Regions from separate parts of the Homo sapiens genome. Here region 2 is linked to region 1. The links are chromatin contacts, found by Hi-C in ENCODE. All regions are on one chromosome and are shown on one strand. The core of a region is the stretch at or near the end of the contact, and the rest is flanking DNA. Distances in the headings are between cores, read along the strand shown.

Region 1 (5,783 bases), core at 876-3,375:
TATCTATGTTGTGGGGTGGGGGGAAGGAAGAACAGAGAATGAACAAGTATGATAGCTGAAATTAAAAATTCAGTAGAATGGTTGGGACATATATATAACGAAATAGCCTAGAGAGTAGAAGAGAAAGACAAGCAGAAGGGAAATACAGAAAAGTGAAAAGACACAGGAAAAGCAGGGCTGGAGGCCCAAGCTCCAACTCGCAGGAGTTGTGGAGAGCAAGCAGACAGAAGACTACTAAGGAAAAATAAAGTTTCACAGGACTAAAAGACAAGTTTCCACATTGAAAAGGGCCACCCAGAGCCTAGCACAACGAATGATAAAAGCCACCACGTGACAAGTTTTGTGAAATTCCAGAATTCCAAAGATTAAAAAAAAATCCTCAAAAACAGCCAGAGAGAAAGAAAAGCTGCACATAAGGAACATGAATCAGAAGGCATGAAGCTTCTCAAGGGTCACTCTAGGTGTTCGAGACAGTGCAAGGCACCCATGTATAAAGGAGAATGATTTCCAACCCAGAATTCTATGCTTAGCTGAATTATTGATCAAGTGCAAGGGCAGAATACGGAAAAGTCCACATGGATGAAAATTCCCCCACCCCTGCCCAATTTCTTAGGAAGCAATTAAAGTTTTCAAAAGAAGGGAGCAAACCAATAGAGACAGAGGACCATGAAATGATCCTGGAGAGACACCCTTGGACCAGAGGGTTCCTGCAGACAGCTGGGTAGTGCAGTTTGGGAGGGAGCATTCCTCAAGGCAGAATACCGAACATGACAGAGGAGGTTTTGTCGGGAAGCTATAGGATGAGAAGCCGTGGCAGTTTTGATACAGGTTTTGGGAAAACTAACAGCTACATTTTCTTAAAAGGAATGCTGATCACTGAATTACCTAAAAATAGTGCTTCAGATATACCGGGCATGCGCATGGGGCTGGAAGACAGCTAATTCCTTATTTATTCTAACAGGGAGACAACAGATAAAGTCTAGCGTTGGTAAATTAAGAAATCGCAGCATGAGCATATTATTTTGAAGTATGAGGGTAAATGCCAGAAAATACAGGTAAAAGTGGCTAAAGTGGTTGCCATCAGAGTGCAGAACTGGGAGGATGGATTGGGTGAGGCAGGAGATGGCTGTTTTTCCATAAAGAAGAAGCCTTTCCATTTGCATCCAGCCTGGGCCTCAGATTTCCTGAAGCACTTTCACATACAATATGAATTGGTTTCCTCAAGAACCCCCCATTACAGAGACAGGAAGCAGAGGCCCGGACAGAACAGTGACCGCTCAAGGTCACGCAGCAAAGCCTGGGCCCCCAGCGCTGGTTTGGTAGACCCCATCCCCACCCCGCCACCCCGTCACCCCACACCCAGAACCACACCCAGAACCAGAAACCAGCTAAAGGCCAGCTGGGGCGCCAGACGACTCGCCCTGCCCCGTCGACGCCCCAGACGGTGTTGCCGACCTCCGCCCCGCAGCGCTGGTGTGGGCGCGGCCGGACCTCACTCAGCCTGCACTGCCCCGCGCCGCTCGCCGCGTCCACACTGTCCTTGGGAGGACGCGCGGGGAAGCCGCGCACGATGCGGCAGCGCCCCCTGCCGGGCTCCGGGCGCTCCGCTCCCAGCCGGCTCGGCGAGTGCTCCGGGAAAGGGGTCCGGACCCCACACGCACTGGGTTCCAGGACAGGCTCTCGCTCGGGCTGGGCCGACTCTGGCCCGCCTAGGCCCCGGGCACGCTGCAGTGAAGGCGGTACCCTCACCACAGTCACAGAACGTGTCGGCTGCCCGCGCGTCCTCCCAAGGACAGTGGACGGGAGCTGGGGCTGGAGAGGGTAACGACCTGCCCAAGGTCACACAGCACCGCAGTGGCACAGCCAGGACTGGCACCCACACCTCCCGCGGAACCTTGCAGGGGCCCAAACCACCTGGGTTCTAGAGCTCCTTGAACTGGCCTCTTGGGCTTTAGGGAAGAGCTGGGGACGAGGGAATGGGGTGGGGCCACACCACATTAGCACGGACCCTTGGGTGACTTGGGCGGAAGACGGGGCGTCAGGGCCGCCTGCGCGCGCGTGACCTCCAAGGGTCCTTCTGGCGCTCCTCCGGCGCTGCGTGCGGCGCTGGGCTGCGGCTCACCCGACACACCGGCGGCAGCCGCGGCTGCCCCCTACTGGCGGAAGGAAGAGTCGCCGCTCCGGGGCCCTTGGCGGCCGCCGCTCTTCGCGCCTCCTTGGCCTGGCTGCCACCCTTCCACCCTCGGGGGAGACCCCGCGCTCTGTGCTCACTCGGGGAAGAGAGGCTCAATCACGGCCTGGACCAGCACTAGGGACCTAAACGCTCTTCTCAGTGTGCGTGAAGCCAGGTCCTCAAATCCGCCTTCAGTAAGAGCAGCACAGGGTCGTGGTTAAGAGCATGGACTGCAGAGCCCGACTGCATGAGTCCTGGCTCTGCCTCTCCTCAGCTGTGTTACCTTAGGCAAGTTACCAAAACTCTGTGTGTCTCAATTTTTGCTACCACAAAATGAAAATAGTACCTAATACATAGACATTGTATGTATGTGAACGCTTAATTTAACTGCATAGCAACCCTATGACGTTGATACAGTTATTCCCATTGAATGATGAGCCACAGACAGGTCAAGTAACAACCAAGTTTCCGCAGGAAATAAGTGGTGGAGTTAGAATAAAAATCCAAGTAATCTGGCTCCAGGATCCCTGCTTTTATACACCATGCTAGACCCGGATGGTAATAGAACCCACATTTTAGGGTTGTCCTGAGGGTTCTATGAGCTGACGGATGTAAAGTGTTTAGAATGGTGACTGGCACACAGTAGGCAGGAGGTAAGTGTTCACTGAGCACCTACTGTGTGGCAGCACTGTACTAGGCACCTGGGATACAGCAGTGAGCAGGCTGATCCAGCCACACCCTAGTGAAGCTGCCAGCCTAGAGAGGCAGACATTGAACAAGCCTGACAAACATTTAGGGTGCCCTGAGATTGAGGATCCCAGGTCAGAGGGTGGCCCAGACCCATACCCAGCCACTGACAGAGGGCCAACCTCAGGGAAGAATCCAGTACAGAAATCTCAGAGTAGGAGACAAATACCCCAAGCTGAGAAAGGCACTCAGAGGAGGTGCCTTCTGACTTGAGCCTTGAGAGCTAAGGTCTTTGCCAGGCAGAGGTGAGATGGGATAAGGCCCCTCCTCTTGCAGCCATTCACTCTGCCCCCACCTGGAAGTCCTCAAGTCCCCCCTTCTAAGGCAGGAATCGCTGGCGAGCTGGTTTGGATCCACAAGACAAATTATCTTGGTTTAAAGAACCACTCCCAAAGCCCACAGAGAATATTTTTCCAGGTGGGGGAGAGGTGTGATGAGGGGAGCATGAGGCCCCAGAGAGATTAACTCTAAATGGGCCACCTCAGGAGGCAGAGAACTCATCCCCATCAAGGTGGACAAGAGGCTGGAAAGCCACCTGCAGGTGTCTTGTGGGGGCCTCCCTGGGCAGCCAGAGCAGTGGAACAAGCTAACTTCACTGGTTCCTCTCTGTGACAAATCAGATTGCCCTTTCAAAATGTCCTTGTTGATGCCCCTCGGAGGGCTGCGTGGATCTCAGCCGCTCTTCCCCCGTGCCAGCCAGTTTAATCAGATGGCTTTCCTCCAGACTCCTGACTGTAGCCTGAGCTTGCCAGAGAAGGGAGATGTTAATCAGGTAAGGATGGATTCTAGGAAAACAAACAGGAGAACTTTGGTGGGCTGGACAAGCAGCAGACATTTGTTGAGCCCTTCTTTTGTGGCAGATCCCTTACTAGATGCTTTACATTTACGATTTTATTCTTAATCCCCAGAGCAGCTGTGTGAGGCAGAAGTAGTATTTATTATTCCCCATTGTCTATGTGATTGAACCAAGACTCCGGAAGCGGCAGAACTTACCCAAGGTCACAGGGCTGGCGAGCAGCAGAGGCAAGATTTGAAACCAAGTCTGGGTAACATTAGAATGGGAATCTTTTCCACCACATTCCAGTGTTTCCTTAGAGGAGCCTGATGCAGGGTAGAAGCGATGGGGGAGCAGAGGGTTGGGGAGAAAAAGATGGAGGAGGGGTTTTTGCCAGGCAGGCAAAGACAAAGAAATGCAGGTTGGAAGGAGACAATGTCTCAGCCAAGGTCTTCATTTTCTCCCTAGGCCACATAAAATCAGCTGGGCCGAGGCCTCCTCCCTCTGCAGGGTATTTTGAAAACCACCCACCTCTAAATTTCTTCTGTTCCTGTGCTTTAAAGTTCCTCTAAAAAGTTGGAATAAATTTGCCTGTCTTTTCTCCCAGACAAATGCAGAGGAGGAAAACAAAAAGAACACGTATTTTATGAACGCAAATTTGGGACAGTGACACCTCCAATCATTATTTTATGGCATGATGATATACAGTAATTAGGTGTCAAGAGTAATCTATGGCCACAAGAACAGAGTCATCTCTGCGAAAAAAAATGCTCTTTCCTCCCAGAAGGAAATCTGAGTGTGGAGAGGGAGGGGGCGGGAACTGAAGCCTGCAGAAGGCAACGCACAGCTGCCTACTGGGCATGAGGCGAGGAGGCCCAGCAGCTGGGATGGTGCTCCTGGGGGGCGGGAGGAAGGGCCCTTTCCTGGGGGTCAGGAGGAGGCCTAGATATGAGTCTCACCTCCTGGCTCTGACACCCCTTTCCTGTAACCTTGGACAGAACTCATTCCCTCTCTGGAAGACATTTCCTTTAATTGCCAGGACCTGGAGCCCTCCTGGAAGGTTTCCTGAGAAGTGGAGCTGGAGTTGGGCCCCAAGAGATGGGAGGATGTGGATGGGCATGCAGAAGCAAGAAAGGCCTTCTGGGCTAAGAAGCTGGCCCAGGAAAAGGTATGGAAGAGGGAAATCTGCCTTGAGGACCCACTTATGGGGAGAATTGTTTTTAAGACAGCATCATTCACGACAGCTGCCAATTTATTCTTTTATTTCTCTGAGATAAAATGCTGAGTTTTCACCTTTGTTTTCTTTCAAAAACACTACCTGAAAGGGCACTTTGTATCTGATGAACTGGGCTCAATTTATCTCTACCACTTCCTCAAGCAAGTAACTTAGCCTTTCAGCCTCCGAAAGAGGTATAATTTTATCTGAGGCTATTGTGAGAATTACATGAAATAATATAACCAATTCCTAGGCCAGGGCCTGGAATGATCCTCTCCCAGACCTTCACATGGCTGGCTTCTCCGTGTCACCCTTCAAACCTTAGATGAGTCAAAGGTTTCTCAGGGAAGGCTTCTCTGACCACCCAGCCTGGAGGAGGTGTTCCAGTTCCTTCCATCTCAGCATCCCCTTCACCTCCAGGGTAATATTACAAACGAAAGTCAACCTGTTCATCCATTCAGCTGCCTGCTGTCTGTCTGCCCCACAAGAATATAAGCTCCATGAGGGCCCTCTGTCTTGTTTGCAACTAGAGTGCCCCCTAGCACATGATAGGTGTTCAGTTAAATTCTTATGAAGTAAATGAATAAATATGGAACACAGTAGGTTTCAATAAATGTTAGCTTTGTTCCTTACCCTGCCTCACCCTGTCATTTTTACCTTTCTCCTTTAGCCAGGATTCCACTGGAGTGAAGCAGAGAAGCCCAGACCGTATGGCCTGTCTTACAGTTCTCTAAGACTTGACATCTTCAGCCTGTACTGTCTCAGGTTAAACTGAGGCATCTAGAGAGGGTCAGTATCTTGCCCAAGGTTACACAGCTCATAAGTGACAAAGCTGGAACTGACACTGTAGCAGCAAGTCCAGCTACAGAGTT
Region 2 (5,783 bases), core at 1,729-4,228, 90 kb after region 1:
AGGGAGGGCGCAGCAAGCGGTTGTCCAGAGGGCGTTAGGAACGCGAGAAGGGGAAAAGAAACTAGGGCGTCTCAGAACCTAGGGCGTCTCAAAACCTAGGGTGTCAGTTAAAGGGGGGGGGATTCCTTAAGGGAGTTGGGAAGGAGCAGAGGGAAAGGGCCTGTGGAGAAGCGCAGAGCGAACGAAGATGCGCAGGTTTCCACCTGGGGAGAAGACGAAGCAAAGAAGCAGGGACCTGCCTGCGTTTGGGTAGAGGCGAGTAAAAAAATTAAAGCGTGTACATTTCGGCCCGATGCAGGAGAAAGGGGTAAAGTGCAAATGCTCCAGAAGCGGGAGAAAGGAGAGTTTCTGTACCCACGCTCCATACCCGAGGCTGGGCGAGCGGTGAACCCTAGCAGTCGCGGCGACTGGACACGGGGGTTCTACTCTTTCTGAACCGAGACAAGCCCCTGGGCCCCGTGCCCCAGAGCTACGATCCTGCTGCCCCTACCTGCGGCCTGGCCGCGCTCTCACCTGAGCCCCCTGCGCCAGCTGCTCCGCCTCCGGTCCCCGCGGGCGCTCCCGCTCCAGGTCCCCCGCCGTCGGCGGCGCACACTGAACCGAAGACCTCGTAGGCGGGCCTCGGGGGGATGATGCCGTTGGCGGCGGCCAGCGCCAGCCCCTCGGCAGTGCCGTAGAGCAGCTGCAGCTCGCGCGCCTCGTTCTCCTCCTGCGCCTGCTGCCTGCGCAGCGCCACCTGCGCCGCCATGACACGCTGGCGCTCCGCGATGAGCGTGCACTTGGCGCACAGGCAGTCCTTCCAGCGACAGTAGCGTTTGTGGCCCTTGAGGGCCGACACCACGCCATGGTTGCGACAGCGCGCGCACTTGGGGGTCCGCGGGTACTTCTCGGCTGCCCGCAGCAACAGTGGCGGCCCCCGCAGCAAGCCGCCTGCCACGCTCACCGGTAGCGATGCAGCGGCCGCCGCGGCTGCCGCCACCGACGCCACCGACGCCACAGGCGGCCCCGTCGCTGTTGCCGCCGCCGCCGTCGCCGCGCCGGGCACGCTGGGCAGCTCCGAGCGCAGCTCCATGACAGGACCTGACGGGAAAGAAGGTGGGAGAGGGGAGAGACCTGGTGAGGAGCACACCGCGCGCTAGGCCAAAGCGCCGCCTTGAGGAACCCAAGCTGGAGAGGGAAATTTGGGCCGCGGAGGCTGGGCTAGAGGGGCCAGAATTGCTGGGAGGAGGTGCAGTCGGAACCTCCTTGTGAGCCCTAGCACCTTCACCCCAGTCTGGCCATGGCTGCTCTTAGACCTGATATACACGCTAGGGGTAAGATTTTGTCTGAATTAGTGATTCCGCTGGAAAAAATAAAGAGACATGTAAAGTGTGAAAGTCACTGATTCAGATGGCTGTAATGAGAATTTGGAAAAGTTAAGATGATACCCCAAAGCTTAGCCTAATTGGGGTGAGACGGGTGAGAGAAATGCTCGTTTGACGGGACTGGGATTAGAGCGACAGTTTTGGCCCAGAAGTTAGGCTGATGCCAAGGGCAAAACAGGAAAACCCGGAGCAAAACGGTCAGTTTGGTGGAAGGGTGAAGAGGAGAGAGATGTGAAGGCGCAGATGTGAAGGCCGGTTGGGCCGGAGTTTTGTTTCTTTTTGTTTGTTTATTTTTAATGCAGTTTGGGGCAGAAGCTTTGGAGAGAAAAATCAACAACAGAAAGAATAGCTTTAGGAAGCAGAGTGAGGACGAGGAAACAACTTGGGCAAAGTTAGGCCCAGTGGCTCTGGGACCCGTAAAAATGTGAGCGCCAAAAGTTCCACGGTGAGGGCCTCCAGAGAGTGAGAGACAAAATGTATGTGGAATTTAGCTTAGGACTGGGAAGTATTAAAGAGAAAAATTCGGCCAAAGAAACTTTCTGTATAGGCAAACCCAGCCCAAAGATGAGCTTCATGGGCAAGGAAAACAGTGAAAAGCAGCTGATCTGGGTGTCCGGGATCCAGGGGCCGCGCCTGGGAGAGGGGAATGTGTAAGAAAAAACCCCACAGGCAAATGCTGGGGGAGGGGATTGGGTAAAACCTGTGGTGCAGTTTTTTAGCTTCGCAGTCTGGAGTAGTAGTCGGGGCGGAAGACGTATCCTGCGAAAAGTTAGGCATTTCGGGAGGGGGATCTTTCTCGAAGACCACCTCACACTGCCCTCCCCTCCCCTCCGGGTTTAGGGACAGAGTCGTCAGACACGCCCTCCCCGTCTTGGGGTCCCAGGGGACCCCTCTCGAGCGCAGGCTCCTGCGTTCTGATCTCAGAGTTGGGGTCCTAGGACACGGATGGCCCAGCAGGCCGCACCAAGCCAGGGGAGTCGCCTTCGCAACTGGCCATAAACGGACACCAGAGTCCCTCCCACGCCGCAGCCCCATAAGGCCCAAGCAGGCCCAGCTCCCCGCTTCTGCCGCGGTCTCCTCTGCTTCCCGCGTTCCCCGTCCCTGCCAGAGCCCGCGACAGAGTCCTTGTGTCTCCGTCCGAGAGTCCCAGACCTCCTCTCTATGAGCGTTGCCTCCTCTCCCAGACCCTTCGGGCGTCCCTAAGGCCCACGGGGCCCAGGCCTCCTCAACAGGGGCCGCAGACCAGGTCTCCACCCACTGCTCTCCCTGCGGCCCTCAACTACCTGCCTTGGGCTCCGGGATCCTCCTCCTCCGCTGGCGCTGCACGCGCCTCCCGGCTCCACTGGCGACGCTGGAGCTCTTGGCCGCTTCCCTTTGCCCCCGGCCCCTTATCTGACCACGTCACCCTCCTTCAGTCACCATGTCCGAACTTCCGGACCCCTCAGAACGCAGCGCAGTCCAACCCTCCCTTCAGAAATCCGGGTCGGAGGCTCGTCTGCGGGCCGCGTGGTTGGAACCCGCGACCTGACTCTCGCCGTGCCGGGTCCCCTCGCGGTGCGCGCCGGACGCTGCGCGCAGCCGGGGCCCAGTTGCCCGGCGCTGCCAGACTCTCAATGAGCCGCTCGCCCGCTCTATTGTTGGTCCTTAGGGCTCCATTAGACAGAATTGGACAACAATGTGGCGCCTGCCATTGGCCAGGGGAGGCAGACGGCGCTCTGATTGGCCGGGCCCGCGCCCGGGGAGCCCCGCATTCTGCAGTGTCCGAAAGATTCGAAACTCCAAAAGCTCCACTGCGTGCCTCTGGGAGGGGAGGGGGCGCGCCAGGAAAGGAGTGGAAAAAAGTGGGCGAGGAGGAGCGTTGAAAATTTCCTGACAAGTAGTTTCCGTGCGCCCGAGAGCGTGTGAATTGCTCCTAATTACCGTGTCCGGTGCGCCTCTCTGCGTAGACTTGTGTAACCTCTCGGCTTCTGGGGCGCCGGCTCGGCTGCACCGCTCTTACTGGCCTGGGGCGCTTGGCAAAGCCGAGCTTCCCAAGTGGCTCTGGAGCCCTGAGGCGGGATGGGGGGCAGGTGACAATTCAATTACTGCGGTCGGGGTAGGGGCGGGACAAGGGTGCGGGGGTGGGGAAGGGAGGGTGTTCAAGGCATAAATGCCAGGACGATTTTTCCTGCCTTCTTCCTGCTATGTTTCGGCGCGCTCCCAAATCCGACGAGTTTGGGGTAGTTGGGGGCTGCTTTGGTTTTTTCCTCCTGTCTCCTTAAAGCTCAGTTACTTTATTTTAAAAGTCCTGATACGATAGTCATCCTGGAGGGTAAGTGTGGTTTATGAAGATTTTCGTGTTTAAAGAGAAGCTCAGCGAAGAGAAATGAGATTGCACTTCCTGTCGGTGCCCGCCACGTCCCTCGCGCCCTGAGCCTTTCCTCTCCCCGCCCCTCTTTTCGCGTCCCTCAGCCCCTTTTGAGCTCTCTTTTCCTCACTTTTCAGCATCTCGATTTCTTTTCCGTGGTGGTGGGATTCTTTTTGTCGTTATTGCAAATGAACAAATAGCCCCCCCCCCTTTTTTTTTCTTTTCTAAACGAAAGTAAAAAGTGGCCTCTGTGTCTCCGCAGATTCTCTTAAACTCAGGACGCGCATCGGTCTGTCCGACCTTCCCGGCAAGAGACAAAGTCACTGCTGGGAGGCCCCCTCGGACAGTTTTCAGTTTTAACTTTCGCCTTATTCTCGTCTTGTCTTGATGTCACGGCCCTGAGGAACAGCTCGTTCTGCAGAAGAGGTAACAGGTTTCAGATTTTGTTTCCTTTTTGAAAGGCTGTTGCCTTTCAAACATCTGGAATTAATGCCGCGGCCCTCGGGCGAGTCGCCCTCGGTTTCTGTAGCTCTGATTTTATCTCTGTGTCTTTTCCCCTCTAATTTCTAAAGTTCTGTTTTTCCCTCTAATTCTGTTTTTCCCTCTAATTTCTAATGTTCTGTCACTCTCGTTTTTGTTCTCTACTTTTCTCTCTCTCCTTCAGAATAAAGAAAATTCGTTTAAATAATGAGGAAAATGAGCGTTCCTGTCGTTCTCCCTCCACTCTTGACCGTGCGTCTCTGCGTTGCTCTTTCGAACCTCCAGGCCGGCGGGAATCTGGGCGCGCAGACTCGGCCCGGGTCGTCGCGGCCTCAGGACGCAGCCCATTCCGCCTGGCACGACTACTGGGCCGCGTCTTGTCAGTCTATCAGCTTCTGAGCCCAGGAATGGGGGTGGGGGAAGGACGGTGCGACTAACGGGCCCCCACCCGAAGACCGCAGAACCTGGCGCCCCGGAAGAGCCCTGGAAGATGCCCACCGGGAGGCTGAGGCTGGAGGGAGGAGTGGGTGGGGGTGATTCGCTGGAGGACCGGGCGGAGAGCTTCCAGAAAGTTCACCAGGCCCCGGCGCGAGGGCGCTCCGACACGGACAAGGTCTATGATAGCGATAAAAAGCTGGTTACTCGCTCCCAGAAAATGCCACTTGCTGGAGTCTGTGAATGGGTTTAGGAGAGAGAAGGGTGTCAGCCCCCGCGAGGGTCTCCCGCGTGAAGTGAGGATAAGGGAGTGCTTCAGGGATAATATGTCCTCTAGGAGCGCAGGACCCAGACCCCACCTTCCAACACCTGGAGGTTCCGAGGCCAAGTATGTCTAGCCCCGGCTGCACCTGGGTAGGTGAGCCATGGGGTCGGGGGAAGAGCGCCGACAACCGCCGGATTCCGCGCAGGGGCCGCCAGGCGCCTGCTCCCAGAGCTCCTTTGGACAAAGTTTTCGGGAAATTCTATTAAACCGAAAACGAAATAAACTATACAAATCTGCCTAGCTTTTGAGGGGGCGGTGGCCCAGGTATCCTTCTCGCTTGAGGCCAGGTCACCGTGAGATTTCCCCACTCCGGACCGGGGATCCCGCAGAAGCCAAGGGTGTAGCCACGAGGACTCGGGAACCCGAGGCGGCCCAGCAGATGCGTGAGGAACTTCATTTTCTCAGGAGTGGGAGGAGGAGCATCCTGGCATCTAACACAGCCCAACCAGAGGGAATCCGCCCAACCCCTAGTGGCGGCATCTCACTCTTCTCTCGCTCCTCTTTTCTGGCATTCACATCCCCACAGGTCTGAGACCCACAGCCTTTTCTCCCACTCCCCGGAGGTTAGGGTGTTCATGTGAGTGAATGTGTTATGGAGGGAGGCAAAATAAACCCGTTATGGAGGGAGGGCAAATAAACCCAAGGTCATCTCACCCACACTTCGACAGGGCAGGATATCCTCTGCCCAGCTTCCCAGGCCGCTCCAGGGCCAGTTCCTCCTGATTTGGATTGGGTTGGTCGGAGGGGAAAGCAAGGGCATGGCCCAACTGAGCCACCAGCACTAGTAGAGCACGCCCAGGTTGAGGCAGCAGGGTCTACCCCCTTCCCAACC

Evidence for each region. Hi-C counts contacts between places; a loop is a spot of excess contacts on that map. Pooled maps may share reads with other maps.
Region 2: a loop to region 1 is called in a pooled map, with 2.2 times the contacts of the local background. The contact joins the promoter of DMRTA2 here to the enhancer-like site in region 1. A Hi-C loop is called at or near these places in 1 of 168 maps with a recorded cell type or tissue (endothelial cell of hepatic sinusoid) and 1 of 50 pooled maps.

The regions. Positions count from the first base shown.
Region 1 is chr1:50,331,591-50,337,373 of GRCh38, forward strand. No RefSeq gene overlaps it. Among named protein-coding and RNA genes, the nearest start is that of LINC02808, 13 kb to the left of the region's middle. RefSeq lists an enhancer at 1,298-1,798 and a silencer at 1,482-1,681. Within about 2 kb of position 2,126, at least 3 of the 41 ENCODE cell types and tissues checked have a DNase peak (open chromatin) inside an H3K27ac peak, as active enhancers do.
Region 2 is chr1:50,420,465-50,426,247 of GRCh38, forward strand. DMRTA2 (DMRT like family A2) reads right to left here and starts at 2,979. Exons shown (of 3, transcript NM_032110.3): 1 at 2,652-2,979; 2 at 514-1,080. The coding sequence starts at 1,072. It overlaps LOC105378714 (a long non-coding RNA gene), which reads left to right and starts at 3,082. Exons shown (of 3, transcript XR_947325.3): 1 at 3,082-3,433; 2 at 3,974-4,137; 3 at 4,376-4,408. RefSeq lists an enhancer at 775-1,274 and a silencer at 4,102-4,161.